Linked DNA regions of Mus musculus: region 1 is linked to region 2. Evidence: chromatin contacts called from ENCODE Hi-C or POLR2A ChIA-PET data. All regions are on one chromosome and are shown on one strand. The core of a region is the stretch at or near the end of the contact, and the rest is flanking DNA. Distances in the headings are between cores, read along the strand shown. Region 1 overlaps Flnb (filamin, beta). Region 2 overlaps Flnb (filamin, beta).

Region 1 (6,041 bases), core at 258-2,757, 47 kb before region 2:
TCAGCCTCCCAAATCGCTGGGATTTCAGGCCTGCACTAACAGGCCTGGCCATGCCCTGCTAATGGCTTTTATTCTGGGAAACCTGGCAGGGAGCAGGAAGCTGGGAGGAAGTTAACCATGGAGGCGCAAGTGTGAGTTGACAGTCATCCACCTGTCTAGACTTCAGGTCTTCAAGTACACCAGGAAGCAGTTGGAGAGTTTCACAGACCTTTGGGGGTGGGGGTGGGGCAGAGAGTGCTGCTTGTTTTGGGGTTTTTTGAGACAGAGTTTCTCTGTGTAGCCCTGGCTGCCCTGGAACTCCCTCTGGAGACCTGGCTGTCCCTGACTCCTGAGTGATGGGATAAAGGCATGCACCACCACTGCTTGGTCTTACTAAAGCATTGTTGGGTCATTCTAAGAAAACAAAAGCTTGCTGGAAGTGGCAGCGCATACCTTTGCTTTCAGCACTTGGGAGGCAGAGACAGTTGGATCTCTATGGGTTGAAGGCCAGCCTGGGCTACAAAATGAGTTCTAGGCCAGAGAGAGCTACGTAGTGGGACCCTGTTTCCAAAACAACAACAAAAAGAAAACCAAGCCTTAAACTAAAAATAAATAATAAAATTGGAAATTTAGTAGTTATCACTCTTTTGAACACAATTGAGAAAATCTTCTTAAAAATTTTTTGAGACTATTACTCTTGATACTTTGATATCATAGACTTAGTCCTCCCAAACCCAAGGCTCCCCCAACTCCAGCAGGGGCACATAAGCATTGCTGTGTATACTCCTGAGATAGACACCTTTCTCTAAACCAGTCCTTATGTGAAAGTGCTGTCACAAGTACCCACCTTTATGCTGGATATTAGATCCCTGTAAGGAACTTGGATTCACAAACCTGTACAGGGGCGGGGGGGCGGGGGGGTTAGGAGCACAAGATCAAAAGCAATTGAGGTTCCTGGTCCTGTCATTATCGTAGTGTCTGCCTCCCACCCCACCCCCACCCCCTTTCTCTCTGTGTGAATCTCTGTGGCATTGTATACACCCTGCCTTACCCACTCCTCTGGCTGTTCACATCTTGGTCCTACACTCATGCAGAAATCTCTAGGGAGAATCCAGTTCAGCTTATGTGAGGGAATCCACTCCAGTCAGCTGTGGACATGACACCACCATTAAACAAATTCGGGTTGGTGGAAAATCATCTTAAAGAAGTTGTCATGAAAATTAGATGGCTCCAGAGGGAAAGATGGGGTGATTTTTTTTTCTTTTCTTTCTTTTTTTTTGGTCTGGTTGAGGGCATTAAGTACTTTTTCAGTCCAAGATGTTAAAAATAAGCCATGTCCAGGGCCCGTCTCCAAGCTAGGAACATGTCACCCGAAGTTCCAATTGGCTTACGTGGCTGGCTCCTTCCTGCCTGGAAGCAGTGCCCAGATCAGCACCTTGGGAGCTCTTGGAGCTGCCTCTGCCCCAGTGTGGGGGCTCTTCCTTCCTGCAGTCTGCATCGCTGTCTGAGGCAGGATGGCTTCTCCTGGAAAACTGGATCGATGCATTTGCTCAAGGCCAAGGATCTCCCCAAACGCTAATCAGAGTAGATTACTTCCAGTGTGTTGCCTCTGGCTTTGCAGCAAGTTTGTCCAGCGTGGCTCCAGTGTCTAGCTTCGGCTGCTGCACATGATGCGAACGAGTTTGTGTGGATGAGCCAAGGAGAAGGGACGGTGTCCCTTGTGTGGATGAGCCAGGGAGAAGGGACGGTGTCCCTTAATCATCCTGGCCTCTGCTGGGCCTGACAGCCTCTGACTAACAACGTCATAGGTCAGTGACTAGCCTGCCTTCCACTTCCAGTGTTCACACATGGGGGTGGAGCCATCAGAGCATAAAATGTGTTAGGGAAAAGGTCCATAAAAATCATCACCGCCGTTAGTGTTAGGTGACCTTTTTGTGGTAGGTTTTGAACTGAGCTTCATGGCTGAGCAGAAGTGGAGACATGGGTCTGAAGTCCCAAGACCAAAGGGAAACAGCTCCGTGCTGTGGACTTGAAGCATGACCTTCAATAAACCCACTGAAGGTTTAATAGTTTTTCAAGTTTTCAGAAGTTTGGAAACTGAGCTGTTTAAAATAGAAGTCAAAGAATGAGACTTGGTTTTAATCGAAGGTCTTTGCAAACCTTGATGTGCTTTTTGATGCTGCCCCACCTTTACAGCGTCACTTAGCAGGACAACTCTGTTCCGTGTGGCGAGGATCTAGATCCCTGCTCTTAATCACTGGGCACTTAGCTTTTGCCTTAGTCCTACTTATAATCATAGTAAAAATCCTATAAGGAAGAAGACGGAGAATACACAGGATTTTCAAGCCTGCTTTACTGAGGTCCAATTCATATATGGAATGTGTAGGAGTAGTTAAATTTGAAATAAAGCTGGTGTGTGTGTGTATGTGTGTGTGTGTGTGTGTGTGTGTGTGTGTGTCACTCAATGATGGCATAAATAGCATATTTTCCTAACATGCGGGGACCTTGGTGTGACTTGTTGGCACTGCAGAAACAAGCCTATAAAGTTTTTGGATGCCTTTTTCCTCTGCCTGGTGAATATTTTCTTGGAATGCCAAGTGCCTGTGCATGGAGATGAAACCGGATTGCTTCCTTTCTGAAGCAGTGTTGCTTTCCTTAAGTGTTTGGACACCTGGGAGCAAAGTTGGCTCTTTGTCTTACTGCCAAGAAAATTAGTACATGTTAATTAACACAGTTGTTAAGCAGGTCGTTGGGAGGTCTTTCCTGGTATTTATTTTCTGCAGAGTTGACTTATTTTGAATTTTCCCCCTCCCTATAAAAAACAGAGTTGTAACAGACCCTTCTAAAACCTTCTATGATCCTCGGCTGCACTTGCTTGGTCACTGTAGGAGTCACACCCAGAGCCTGGTATATGCTATATTCCTAGCACCCCTGTGTACTTATTTTTTGAGTTATTTGGAAGTACCAAGCACTCATTCCTCTACACATGTCAGTGGCCTTCAAGAAGATTATCATAGTCATAATTTCCTGCATACCTGGGAGTTAGCTGTTACCCAGTAATGGAATGGTACTTTGTTCTCGCTCTCTCCCCCTCCCACTTCCCCATTCTCACTCCCACTCTGTGTGTGTGTGTGTGTTCCAGAAGGCAACTTTGGGGAGTCTTTTCTCTCTTTCTGCTACCGTGCAGGTCCCAGGATTGAACTTAGGATGTCAGGCCTGGCAGCAAGTGCCTTTACCCACCAAACCAGCTTAATAGCCCAGTAAGAGCATTTTGATAAAGGTTTCCCTAAGTACTTCAAAGTGCCTTTGTATCTTGTGTTTGTCCATGCACGTATGGGTGCACATACTTGTGTGCACATGCATATGGAGGCCAGAGGTCTTCCTCTGTTGCTTTCCACATTTTTTAAAGATATTACTTTTATTTTAAATTTTATTTTAAATTTCATGCATGCGTGTGTATGTGTGCATGCATGCTCAAGCACTCGCACACGTACACCACTCATAAAGAGGCCGGCGTGTTTGAGGAAGGCTCTCTTTTATTTCTACTGCAGTGTATTGCGGACCGCAGGCTCTCGGGCTTTCTGCACAGTTACAGTACTCACCACTACATCACGGCAGGCTTTTATGTGGGTTCCACACGGGGAGCTCTGGTGTCAGGCATGCAAGCGCCTTTATCTACTCAGACATCTCCCTGGTCCCAGTGGTGGGTGACTGACTCCTACTTAGTTTTGATTATGTTACAACCTAATTTTGTATGTACATAGTGTACAGCATGGTGTGTTTCAAAAAATAAATATGGAGATAGGAGACGGCTAAGTGGATAAAGGTGCTTGCTTCTTGCTGCGGAAGACTTGAGTTTGATCCCTGGATCAGAGTTGTCCTCTACAGAGGACATGCACATACACCTACACGATGCTAATAGATAAAAAAATGTAAATGTCTATGTATGTAAAGGAGATTTTTAAGTGTCTACAGGCTTTAGAGAAAAGCTCTTCCAAAGGGTACAGCTTATTCTCCTTAGCAGCTCTTTCTGATTGAAATAGAGTTGCATGACCAACAGCAGAATATTTAAGTATTAACTTCAAAAGAAAGATGTCTTAGGAAGTGCTCCTGGGAGCCAGCTGCCATGCCGGATGCTGTGAGGCCTTTCCTCGTGCTGGCCCTTTACCTGTAAGGCCAGGGAGCTTGGCAGAATTAATTACAAATGAGTTCAGAATGTGAAATAGCTTTTGGGCCTCACAGATTTAATCCCAACCTGACCTCCACCCTGCAGTGTGGATTTAGGCAAGGTTTTGAGTTTCCTCAGTGAAGAAGGGTCATAGTGGATTTTGGACTGGGCTTAATATAAGGCCTGGTTCATCGTGAATGCACAAGATTTGTTGATTGAATTAATTTCTAAATCTTTGTCCTCCTCCCACCCCGATGCTGGGGCTTTAAGCTCAGGCTTTCAGGCAGGCTGAGTATACACATTGTATATACTTACTCCAAGAACCACACCCCAAGCTCCCATTTCTAAGCTTGTTTATGTTTAACTTTAAATTTTTTTGTTTAAATCCATTGACTGTTTTATAATGATGGATGGATGGATGAATGGATGGATGGATGGATGGATGGATGGGTGGGTGGGTGGATGGATGGATGGATGGATGGATAGATGGATGGGTGAATGGGTGAATGGGTGGTTGATGGTGTGGGGAGCCCCAGGAGGTGAAAAGACACCTTTTCTCCTTCTACTAAGTGGGTGCCAGGGATCCAACTAAGGTTGTTGGGTTTGGTGGCAAGAGCCTTTACCCACCAAGTTGTCCCGACAACCTAGTTCTTGTATCTTTTCTTGAGACCAGATCTCCTGTAACCCAGACTGGCTTGGAACTCCTGTGTATAGTCCCATGGAGCCTTGAAACCCTATCCTCCAGTTTAACTAAAGGGTTGGGTTACAGATGTACCCACTATACTCAACTCCAGTTTGAGTGTTTCAGATGGATCTTAATCCTTTCTTATGTGAAACCTATAATTTTAATTATATAGTACATATCATTTGCCAGTTTCCTCAGCCACCCATACTACTGATTTATCACAGTTTACTCACCAAGTAAGTTCTTGCCCATATCATTATAGATTTTGTGTATTAGGCTTTCGTTTATTGAGCTAAATTAAGAATTCCTTTTTTTAAAAAAAGAAGTAAATTTCAAATCCATTGCATGCAAATGATTGTATCCTTTATATCCTTCAGCCAGGGGGTAGTAAATATAAAACATTCACAATAAAGCCCTTTGGCAACAGGGTTTGTTATTCTGCAAATAATCTTAATTGTCAACATTCATTCCCAGAATGTCACCTCAGCTTCTGCTCTGTGTCCTGACATTCCAGACCAGGGTGAGCTTCCTTGCCGACAGGATTGTTCCTTCTGGGTTTCCATGGAGGGCCAAGATGTTACTCTGACCATCAGTGCAGTGCCTGGTGGTTGTGGATCTTCTTTGCAAAATCATACTGATTTCTTGGCAACATCATAGCTTTGTTTTATGAGTCAGGATGGAGTAAGGATACTTGGAGGAGTGAGGAGAGTACAGAATCCTGGATTTTTGTGTCATCCTCGCTTCTCCCTCAGTGCCTCTAAATAAGGTCTCTATGAGGCTCTGGCTGATCCACAACTGTGTGGGCGCCACAGTCATGCCTTTGCCTCCCAAGTAATGACATTACACGTATAAGCTACCATGCTTGTCCCCTAATTTTCTTTCTAAAGGCAAGTGTGTGTGTGTGTGTGTGTGTGTGTGTGTGTGTGTGTGTGTTCCAACGTGTGTAAATGTGTGGTATACGTTTACTTCTTTTTGATCTACTGGAAGTCAGACTCAGGACCTCAAGCACACTAGACAGATACTCTACTTTCTCAGCTTTGGCCATCTGTCCCTCAGCCCCTCTCCCCTTCCTCCTTGCTCTTCCCCATCCCTCCTTCTTTTCCTATCATGGTTCCTGCCTCCACATTCCAAATGCACGGGTTACATAGTGCTGGGGAGTCCATCTCAAGGCTGCCCCCACACTAGACAAGCATATTACCAACAGAGTTT
Region 2 (6,166 bases), core at 3,595-6,094:
GGGAAGGGGTGCTCATGGAGTGGCCGTTCTTTTCACAGGAGCTGGCGTGGGGGACATCGGCATTGAGGTGGAGGATCCCCAGGGCAAGAACAGCGTGGAGCTGCTGGTGGAAGACAGAGGAAACCAGGTGTATAGATGTGTCTACAAACCAGTGCAGCCTGGCCCCCATGTGGTCAAGGTCTCCTTTGCTGGGGATGCCATTCCCAAGAGTCCCTTTGGTGTACAAATTGGGGAAGGTAAGTACTGACCAACTCTACCTGTCATGGAGACTGACAGACCTGGGCTCCCTTCATCCTCCGGATATTAGTGCTAACACAAGTTGTGTTCCTCTGCTTTCCTCCCTGTGTCAAAACATCGGAAATGATCACATTAATTAATAGATGATGAAATTATATGTATGGCTCACGGCCATGATCACTTGGGCCTGTGGTGATGCTGTGTAGCTACAATGAGCACATACATGACATGTGGCAAAGGAGCTGCTTACCACAAGGAAGCCATGAAGCCAAGAAGAGGTGGAGAGAGGCTAGGATCTCGCCAGTCCTTTCCAGGGCAAGCTTCCAGTGATCTGACTTCTTTCTGCCAAATCCCACATTTTCAACACTTGTACCCTTAGGGAACATTTTAAGTCCAGTCTGTATCACAGATGGAGTATCGCTAATCTGCAAACTAGATTACTTCAAAACCCAGAAAACAAAACAAAACAAGATAAAACTGTGCACTAATGTGATTCTAAATAGTTTTATATTTCAGATTTTAAGTTTTCAGATTAGGGAAGCCAGTCAATAAAGTCCATGCAAATATTTTTAAACGCGTATCTGAAGTGGGCTGGAGCTACGGCTCGGTGGTGGCCACTCCTCCTGGGTATCCAGAGGACCTGTATTCAGTTTCCAGCAGCCTCGCACTAACTGTTCCCCCTGTAACTCCAGCTTCAGGGCTTCTGATGCTCTCTCTGGCTTCCTTGGGCACCTGCACACATCTGGCAGACACTCACATAAACCACACACACTAAAACACACACCACGACCACCACCTTTAAAACCTTATTATAGCAAGATCTTTTTGTTCAAGCCCTTTTCTAGAAGGGCTATGGAATCCGTGCGCAGAGACTGAAGTGTGCTGGTTTTGGTGTCTAGGAACAGGCTTGGCGGCAGCAGGTCCCTACAGTCCAGGCACTTTACTGGCTGTCTGGCACTCAGCCCAGCTGCATTGGCCCCCAGTTGGCAGGTGGACTCACTGAGGCTTTGGCATTGTCGGTCTCAGAAGAACCGTAGTGTCCGTTGGCATGCCCGTATCTACTCTGCCGAACCCCTCAGCAACCAGGAGCGTGGGTTTCCCCTTATATTAAAGGCACCCTCCCCCTCCCCCTCCCTCTCCCCCTCCCCCCTCCCCCTTCCCCTCCCTCTCCCAGTCCTTGTTGCTCTTTTCTGTTGTTACTGCTGTTTTCCAACTGTGCTGCCTTTTCTAACCGGACTTGCCTCTCCCTCTTCTGTCCTCCACCTCTGCACCTGCAGACCTGGCTCCTCCTTCTGAATCCTGTCTCTGGGCCAGCCTGGACCCTGAAGCTGCTGGCTTCCTATTTGCAAGCTCTGGGCCAGAGGCTCTTGCTTTGGTAAGGGCTGGTTGGGTCGGGTGTATTTTGCCAGTTCTTTGTGCTGCTTCCGAGTGACTAAAGGAAGTTCCTGTGCAGGCGATAGTGATCACGGCATGTATAGCCAGATCCCAGCCTGAGCAAGGTGCTGAGGGATGGCAGTGGATCTGGCACATCCCACAAACTCTTCAGTCGAGTTGGCCGAGTGTTTGAGTTGGCTGAGTGCTCTAGGGACTGAGCAGTTACAGTCTTTTTTCCCATGTTTAGCCTGTTGACTGTGCTCTGTATTTCCATAGGGGTTTGTGTGTGTATGTATGTGTGTGTGTCAGTGTGTGTTAGAGTGCTCACCAGACATGTACAGGACCATGGTTTCCATCCTTAGACCTTCAATACACACATATTAGGTGTCTTTAACAGAGGAAAACCGATGTTACTGGCCATTAAGTGCCACCGTACACCATGTTCTTCCATGAACAATCCAACATGATCTCTAACTGCAAGGATGTCTCTGTTCCCGTCTGGGGAGTAATAGCTTGCCACATAACCAACATAGGGAGGTTGTATCTAATGAGCAAGTACCTTCCATCTGCTTCTGGAGCCCGTGAATAAAGGCTGTTGTATGTGCTGTTTAGAGAGGAAAAGCCAATGCATAGACAACAGGACATTGAACCCATCAACTTCCCATTTCTACTTAAGGAGAAAGCTGTTCATGTTGGGCAAAGGATCTCTAGGAAGAATCTATGTCTTTCTAAGCCTCCTCCTGACCCCACTTGGAAGAGTAGTTTCTAGACTCTGTCAAGTGAAGAATATTAGCCATTACCATAATTTTTGTCCTTGTGGTTTTTAAAGGAGATCAGAAGTCATGTTAGCCATGGCATTTTCTGCTGAGGCTTGCTTTGTAGATGCCAGGAGCTTTGTCACAGCCACCTTTGGCTGAGAGCTTTTTGTTATCTTGTCCAGCTATTCACATGCAAGACAACAGCTATGCCCAGATCTTCAGAAATGTCTGGCCCGTGCTTTGGAGCTCAGACGGATATTTCAAGCACTGCATTTTCCAAGTAGACTTGAAAACGCATAGGATTCCCAGTCACTGGACCCTGGAGTGTGGCCGTGAGGTCAGGCTAGTGTTCAGCAGTCAGTCTTAATCCCCCCCTGCTCACAAAAGGCTAAAAGCCAGTACAGGAGCCCCACAGTGTGGAGTCACGGCTCTCCCATTGATGGTGCCCAGCGCTTGTGTGGTGAGGCTGGACAGTCATGGTGTTCCTTCCTGGCTGCTGTGCTTCCTCAGCAGGGCCCCTGGCATTAGCTGTTGGATGCTCTTTGTGTAAAGCAACCATTTTCTTGGCGGGTATGGGGGAGGCCCAAGATACCCTAATTTTCTTGTCTTTTGCAAAATATTAAAAGGTTGAACTGATGTCAAAACTCTGTTTGTAGCCTGCAACCCAAATGCCTGCAGAGCCAGCGGCCGAGGTCTGCAGCCCAAAGGTGTCCGGATCCGGGAGACTGCAGACTTTAAGGTGGACACCAAGGCTGCTGGAAGCGGAGAGCTTGGTGTAACTGTGAAGGGCCCTAGTAAGTATTTATCTCAAATAAACCTTAGTTAGTTCTTCAGCCATGATATATTTATTGGTCAGTCCTGATTGGTATCTCCTAGAGAGCTGTGACAGAGATTTGAGTCCTATCTATGCTCTTTAGAGATCAAGTTGTAGAGTTGTAACATGTGCCCTGGATATAGATTGGCAAGACCAGTGAGTGGTTTGACAGCCTTATATATTAATATATTCAGACCTCTGGGATAGGAAACAAAGCTGTAAGGAAGTTGGAAAAATACTGCTTTGAGGACAACATATCCCTCCCCCCACCACATCCCCCACCCCATTAATTGAAGAGACCTAGGTATAAAGTGGAAGACTCTTACAGACTCACATGGATTGGGGTTTTCTGACCTGGGATCCAAGCACAGTATTAAAAGCCAATGATTTCTCCAGTACCCTTTACATTTTATAGACTATGAAATTATATCAATTACTGTATTAGTATGATCGCTGCTTATAGGAGAATAAAATGTCCTAGAATGGTTTTCTTTGTAGGTGGTTGGCAGAGTTAAGTCTCTGCAGTACCTTGTTCCTCCTTCCTCCTTTGGGACGGAGACAGCAGGCATGAGGTCAGCATCTCCTGTCTCCCGTCTTCCCAGGAACAGAGAGGCAGCTCTGTAGTCGCACTTGGCGTTAGTTCTAAGTCTGTACAGGCTTGTGTTTCCTACGCCATGTTTCTCTCGTCCTCCGTATTAGTGTTAGTCTGCGTCCAGGAGTTCAAAGCTGTGTGAGCTCAAAGCTCAGAGCCTTGGGGAAGGATTTGCCCCAAGGGCAGCCAAGGTTCTACTGCCCAGACCTAGAGCCAAGTGCAAGTAGCTCTGCAGCTGTCCATCTATCCATTCACCCACCCACAGTCCACTACCCCTGCTCAGTTTGTTGCAACAGGAGCCAAAGAGGTGTTGTTTTCTGACCTCAGAGTCCTTCTTAACTCATAACATAAAACAGGTTTCTGCCTGATGGCTAGATCCAAAATTGTGGATAGAACCTAAAATCTGGCTTCTCCTAAATAGCTTATAAGAAAGAACTTTCTTCTTTCGCTGTCCTGCTTTAGCAGGAAACGATTCATAGGTGCTTAGTCCTTGACAAGTAATCACAAAGATGAGCTTTCTTCCAGTGTCTGTGGGGCAGTGGGGGTGGGGGGCAAAGGCAGCTGGGACTGTCGGAAAACACTGAGACACAGCAAACGACCCATCTGGTCTAAGAGCTCAGCCTCCACCAGCTGAGAGCTTTTGGAAGCCAGTTAGCTGGGAAGTCTTCCATTTCTCTGTCCTGGAGGCTGGGATGGCTCTGGTTTTAGTTTTGGAAACCGCTCCCAGCTTTTGAGGGAGATTTCACATTCAGAGTCTAGTTTTTGTACATTGCCTGTGTCTTGTGGGGAGTCTCCTTGTAAGCCAAGGATTATACTGCAAAAGCTGTGTGCTTGCTTGCTTTCCACAGAGGGCCTGGAGGAGCTGGTCAAACAAAAGGGCTTTCTGGATGGGGTCTACTCATTTGAGTACTACCCCAGCACACCAGGGAAATACAGCGTTGCAGTTACCTGGGGGGGGCACCACATTCCCAAGAGGTGAGTCCGGGTTGGAGATGGGCCTTGTCCAGAGGTGTGTTCAGCCTGTGACAGGCTCGCAGGAGGGAGCGCTCTGCCTCCCAGGCTGCCAGAGGGAAGAGAGATCTGCTTTGTTAGAAGCTTCCCCCCCATCCCCGCCTTTTCAGAACAGCACAGACACTTGGCTTATGCTCAAAAGCAGCAGAAAGTCACTGTGGTTTCAGCTGCCCTGCTTTAAATCAAATGCTGGTGGTTTGTGCCTGGTGGGAGGCAGGGAAACCAGAAAGAGCTGTAATAGAGAGCAAACGGGCTGTGTGTCTATACAGCCTTATATAAGCTAAGGCTCTCCTTTTCAATGAGTGCCTCTGTTCACAGATGCCGTGGGCACAGTCGGCTATGGCTTTTACATAAAAACCCATCTATGTGAATGCCTTCAGGGACAAGGGACCCCCGGCCACACCTGGGGCTATTGCAGTTTCCTTTTTGGACCCCTGTGCTCTGCCACTCTCCTGAGGGCAGTTTAAACTTTGAATACATTCTGTTTGTCTTGAGAAGTAATTGAGCTTTATAGTAGTCCTCCCTTGTCCATAAAGTTACCTTCTAAAACGATAAATATATGCCTGAAACCAACCCCAGGCAACGTCATGTGGCGTTTTCCCCCTCTAGACTTGCATACCCATGAGAAAGTTTAATTTATAAAATAGACACAATAAGAGACTGATAGCAATAGCAGCGAGGCAGCAGAATGGAAGTTACGTGACTGTGGTCTTAACGAACTATACCACATTGTGTGGGACTTCCCCTTCTTGTGGTGTTCGCTGACATAATGCGTATACAGTGAGATAAAGTGAAAAGAATATTGTAGGCATCATGGCCAAGCACTGGGCCACTATTAATCTCAAAATGATACATTGCAGACTGCATTTGAAACGTAAGAAAATAAAACCAAGGGTAAGGGGACCTCTTAAGTAGGGTTTTCAGTGTCTGCAGACTGCATTTGAAATGTAAGAAAATAAAACCAAGGGTAAGGGGACCTCTTAAGTAGGGTTTTCAGTGTCTAAGCACACTTATTAGAAACTTCCCTTGCCAAAGTTAAAGCATGTTTGATCACATATGAATGACATAAAGCCCATTCAAACTACTTCTCTTGTTATAGCATAGGTAGGAGGACGAAAAATGTGGACATTCTTATCTTTAAGGCTTCCACTCTAGAGGGCCCTGCCTACTAAAGGTCACTCACTAATGAGCAAACCAGAGCAAGTGTGTTGCTTGAGGGACAGCCCAGTTACTCCCAGCTCCCAAAGCAACCATATTACATTATATTGTTGACATAACAATGGCTGTGGGGGTGACCAGTGTGGGGGGAAAAAACTTGCCTAGAGCTTCAGCCTCTGTACAAAAGATCAGGCAAGTGGAAAGAGTTATGTTAAGAGTTCA

The links. A loop is a pair of places that touch in the nucleus more often than their neighbours do. ChIA-PET counts read pairs that join two places held with the same protein, here RNA polymerase II (POLR2A).
Region 1: a map of left cerebral cortex shows a loop between it and region 2 (2.7-fold over the local background). The contact joins two enhancer-like sites. A Hi-C loop is called at or near these places in 7 of 37 maps with a recorded cell type or tissue (gastrocnemius, left cerebral cortex and mouse embryonic stem cell). POLR2A ChIA-PET finds 5 or more read pairs at or near these places in 4 of 5 experiments (Patski and embryonic stem cell).

The regions. Positions count from the first base shown.
Region 1 is chr14:7,841,344-7,847,384 of GRCm38, forward strand. All of the region lies in intron 1 of Flnb (filamin, beta), which reads left to right. Among named protein-coding and RNA genes, the nearest start is that of Flnb, 26 kb to the left of the region's middle. Within about 2 kb of position 1,508, at least 2 of the 3 ENCODE cell types and tissues checked have a DNase peak (open chromatin) inside an H3K27ac peak, as active enhancers do; they include gastrocnemius, where a contact is called at or near this core.
Region 2 is chr14:7,884,512-7,890,677 of GRCm38, forward strand. Flnb (filamin, beta) reads left to right here. Exons shown (of 46, transcript NM_134080.1): 8 at 39-236; 9 at 3,026-3,163; 10 at 4,624-4,750. Among named protein-coding and RNA genes, the nearest start is that of Flnb, 70 kb to the left of the region's middle. Within about 2 kb of position 4,845, at least 2 of the 3 ENCODE cell types and tissues checked have a DNase peak (open chromatin) inside an H3K27ac peak, as active enhancers do; they include gastrocnemius, where a contact is called at or near this core.